2 separate regions of the Homo sapiens genome follow, and region 1 is linked to region 2. A link is an interaction called in ENCODE POLR2A ChIA-PET data of the cell type or tissue named here. Cell type or tissue: PC-9. All regions are shown on one strand.

Evidence for each region. Peaks named below come from ENCODE experiments on the same cell type or tissue, not always from the same donor. Only the 100,000 strongest peaks of a DNase experiment are listed, where the experiment ranks them.
Region 1: POLR2A ChIA-PET joins it to region 2 with 6 read pairs; 2 of 35 experiments call an interaction of 5 or more read pairs at or near these places.

The regions. Positions count from the first base shown.
Region 1 is chr11:129,477,674-129,480,173 of GRCh38, reverse strand. No RefSeq gene overlaps it. Among named protein-coding and RNA genes, the nearest start is that of BARX2, 100 kb to the right of the region's middle. In PC-9, no CTCF peak of the experiment used is centred here; no DNase peak of the experiment used is centred here.
Region 2 is chr11:129,827,589-129,830,088 of GRCh38, reverse strand. The region is part of intron 1 of TMEM45B (transmembrane protein 45B); the gene reads right to left. Among named protein-coding and RNA genes, the nearest start is that of TMEM45B, 13 kb to the right of the region's middle. In PC-9, no CTCF peak of the experiment used is centred here; DNase peaks (open chromatin) are centred at 348 and 1,448; H3K4me3 peaks cover 1,125 bases; H3K27ac peaks cover 2,500 bases.

The sequences.
Region 1 (2,500 bases), 350 kb after region 2:
GGTCCAGAGCAGAGGCCCTAGGGATGAGAGGCAGAACAGACAAGATTGAAAACAGCCCAGATATCCACTAGCGAGAGAATGGATAGAAGATAATGGTAATTCCCATGTAGTAGTGAAAATAACTGAATTACAGTTAAGCACTACAAAATGTTCACATCTTAGAAAAAATATGTTGAATGAAAAGGCAAGTCCCTTTTCATTTGGCCTATAGAGAGTATGATATAATTTTAATAAAGCTCAAATAAAGCAAAATTTAATTATATGCTTAGGCATACATATTTATGCATTTTTTGAAGAAAAGGAATGATAAACATAAGACTCAGGATAGTAATCTCTGGAAGAGGGTAGGGAGGAGGAAGAGAAATTGGAATAGGGGAGGAACACACAGTGGACGCAATCTACTTAGGCTAGGTGGTGAATTCATGGGTGTTTATTATATTTTATAGTTTACATGTTACATTTTATATTATTTTATGCACATAGCTTGGTTAATAATAATACTTGGTTAAGAACACACTATCATCATTGGTCCACACAATTCACTATTTAAAAAAGAAAAGGAGGTCTTGTGTCAAGGTACACATTGCAGCGAAACAGAGACTCTAGGGGCCAGACGCAGATAAAATTAGATCAATTTAATAGAGCTCAGAGAAAGGGAAGAGGGAAAGAAGCAAATGCTTAGAAAATATGACAAAAATGTGAGAAATACCTTGAAATATATTTGTAATCACAATAAATGTAAAACGATTAAATTTGTATTAATGGACAAATTTCCTATTTGTAATAGGCATAATAGGCATATATGCTTATTATGCCTGTATATATATTCTTTTTAACAAACCTACCTGAACCGTAAGGCCAGAGGAAGACTAAATTTAAAGTTGGCTGAAAAATATATGCTCATTTAAATGTAGATTTCTGTCAGTTTGGATTTTTACAATTATGCGTATGAATATATAAGAATATATAATTTCAACAATCCAAATATATATTTTTATATACTTATATATTATATGTATTTATATTCTTGTATATATTATATATATATGAGCACATCAGAATCATAAAGATACAAACATTAAAATTAACATTTGGCTGAAAAATATTAGGTAAATACTAAAATAAGCTTGTATAGATATGTCACTATATATAGTATATATTTACAAATTGTACTGCAAAAAATGAACTTTCTGTAAAAAAAAATAAGGGATGAAAGAGGTAAGGGCTTAAGAATGAAAAAGCAACTGTTCTGAAATAAAGTCTAACAATTCTGAGCTTCTATGAGTCTAACAACATGTGTATATTAGTTTTCTAGGGCTTCCATAACAAAGTGTTACAGACTGGGAGGCTTAAACAACAGGCACTTATTTTCTCACAGTTCTTGAAGTTAGAAGTCTGAGATGAAGGTATCAGCAGGTTTGGTTTCCTTTGAGACCTCTCTCCTTGGCTTGTAGATGACTCTTTTCCCTGTGTATTCACGTGGTCTTCCCTCTATGTGTGTGTCTGCATCCCAATTTCCTCTTCTTATGAAAACAACAGTCATATTAAGGCTCACCCTAATGATCTTATTTTATTTGCCTGGTATCTGTTTTTCAGCCAAATGTAATTAACCTTATTTTAAGTTAATTACCTCTTTAAAGACCCTATTTCCAATACAGTCACATTCTGAGGTACTGGGGATTAGGATTTCAACTTATGAATTTGGGGAGAACACAATTTGGCTCATCACAGTGTGTTTCAAATGCATTTTTAAAAATGACAGAATTACAAGAATAGAGATATTCCCAGACATAGTGGGAGATTTTAACATAGCTGTACTGAGATCAAGTAGAAAAAAAAAATTTACAATTTGAGAAGTTTAGGATAACACAATTAACAAGTTAGACATGTAAGAAATAGCACCTAACAATTAGACAAATACCTTCTTATTAATTACACACAAAATCTTTCTAAAAATTGACCACCCTTATACTATAGAGCAAATATCAACAAGTATCCAAAGAATTGATGTTATGAAAATCTTACCTGATCAGTATTTCTTTGAAATTGATAACATAACTAGAAGTATTTGTTTAATATTTAAAACGTACTTCTGAATAATTCATGTCAAAGGTGAATAAAGATTGAAATTATAAAATATTTAAAACTAAATAATAAAAACTAGCATATTTTAAAACTTATAGGGTGCTGATAAAGCAGCACTTAGAAGGAAATTCATAGCCTAACATGTATATATTTAAGTGAAAGATATTCTAGACACTAAAAAGCTAAATAGACAAAAAGTTAGAAATGGTACAAAGGATGCTGCATACACATAGGCATATACAGGAGAGAAAAAAAGAAATTATAGTAAAGGTCAGAGCAGAAATTGATGCTATAAAAAATTTAAATACATAAGCAATATCAGGATTTAAATGTAAAAAAACTACAAATAAACATTTAAAAAATTTTAGGAATATGTTGTGGAAACTTTAAACCAACAAATTAAAAAAAATCTTAG
Region 2 (2,500 bases):
AAAGTGCTGGGATTACAGGTGTGAACCACTGCACCTGACCTCTGATCTATTTTGACTTAACTTTTGTATATGGTGTGAGGTAGGGATCCAACTTTATTCTTTCACATGTGAATATCCAAGTGTCCCAGCCATTTGTTAATAAGACTATTCTTTTTCCCTATTGAATTGTCTTGGCATCTTGTCTATCTTTCTACTCTTAAAAGTAGATTTCATCAACTCTTTACAGAAGGACCTTGCCTATAACCAGCTTAAACTGTGAATCAGAAGGCTGATTAATTAAACTATTATGATTCATATAAAAATACTTTACTAGAGTATACAGAGAACACTAATAACAATGAAAACAAAGGGAGGATTCCTATTCAGCCTGGAGGAAACAGGAGAAAGATTATAGAGGGTAGTGTCATGAAAGCTTCCTGGAAAAACACACAGGCATTAGTCAGGTAGTGTGGGCAGAGTTCTAGTCAGAGCAAATAACACATGCAAAGGCTGAGAGGCACTTGCAGCCAATCATCCATATGGTGGGAGTGAACTAGATAATGTCACTTACTCTCTTTACCCTATATCATTCCCACCTTCTTTACAAGCAAAACCACATGTAATTCTCTTGCATGGATAGAATGCATTAAATCTTAAAATTTTGTCAGATTGGGACTGACCAAAAGAATATACTTAAAAGTAAAATCAAACAGACATTATGTTCCTATGTGCCCAAGAGTTTCAGGGAAAGGATAGAAACCAACTCACACATGGGCCTGAGGAAGGCTGAGTTAGAAAAGACTTAAGTCAACTGTTATCTTAGTTTTAGTACATTCTATTTCCTACATCTTCCTAAAGGAAACTGAATTCCTAAATTTTCCTTTAAGGAGGAATATAGTCACATAATAGAATATGAACTATGTAGTGTCAGACCTAAGTTCAGTCCTGGTTTTGCCACTTTTACTGGTAAGACCTTGGACAAGTTCTCTAATGTCTGTGAATCTCAGTACTCCTCCTTCTAAAACAGGGACATTAATACCACCTTGGAGGGATCCTGTGAGGCTTACCTGAAAATGTCTAGCAGGTGACTAGAATACATGTTTAATAAGTGTTAACTTCCTCTCTAGTCTGGTGCTGGTACACTATTCGTGCAATAATAGGGGAGAGACTTAGGCTTCTCTCCTAGAAGAACATATTTTGACCTAAAGTTGCTGTTCTTTGCTTTTGAGTAGCTGACCCTAAATGGGCAGAATTACTGTTTAACATCACATAATCCTAGAGAGGGCAGTGGCTGAGCATAACTTGTTAATGGGAATGAGACGTGTGTTTGGTCAGTAAGGAAGTAGGTTATAGGGTGATCATAGAATATTTATTTTCATCGTTTTTCTACATTCTGAATTTGTCCTTGCCGGCAGGAACTCTCAGGTGGCTTCTGGTCTGGGTTTGCTTTGGAATACAGCCAAACCTACCTGACTCAGCTTTTTGTAACTCTGCAAATAACAAGGTTAATACCTCTTCACGTTCTATGAGCTGCTTAGTAACAGAATGCAGGGGAAGCAGAGAGTTCTGTGTTGAAAGTCCTCCATTGCTTACAGGTGGTGTGACTGTGGCCGCAGTCCTGAACTTCAACTAAGTCACGTCCCTGCTCTACAGTGGGCTCAGGGGCCTGAGGAGGTCCAGAGTCTATCCCCGTCTTTAGAATTTGACAGCTACTGCCATCATTGTTATTTCCTGTGTGGGAGGTTCTTGGGAACAGCACGGTCAGAAGGAGTAAGACCAGAAAGAGTCTGAAGCTTGTTCTGGCACGATTTCACCATGATATGGAATACAATTACTATGAAAAAGAATTCTGTTACCTCCCAGCTCGTTTTGGTTCCTGAGCAGAAGATAGTCTCAGCCCTGCTGTCTCTCTCTTTCTAAAATTTTCCATATGAGCCAATTAAATACAGGATTCTTCTGGGTGCTAAGGAAATAATACAATGGATAATGATGAAATGAATAGTTTTATCTGCAAGGAGTTTATAATCTAGTAGACAGCTGTATACAGTCAGGTGCCGCATAATGACATTTTGGTTAATGACAGACGGCATGTATGATGGTGGCCCCATAAGATTATAATACTTTTTTGTTTCTTTTTTTTGAGACAAGGTCTCACTCTATTGCCCAGGCTGGAGGGCGGTGGCACGATCTCAACTCACTGCAACCTCCGCCCCCAGGGTTCAAGTGATCCTCCTGCCTCAGCTTCCTGAGTAGCTGGGACCACAGGTGTGCACCACCACGCTCGGCTAATTATTTTATTTTATTTCTGAGGCAGAGTTTCGCTCTTGTTGCCCAGGCTAGAGTGCAATGGTGCAGTCTCAGCTCATGGCAACCTCCGCCTCCCAGTTCAAGCTATTCTCCTGTCTCAGCCTCTCGAGTAGCTGGGATTACAGGCACGCACCACCACGCCTGGCTAATTTTGTATTTTTAGTAGAGGCGGGGTTTCTCCATGTTGGTCAGGCTGGTCTCAAACTCCCGACCT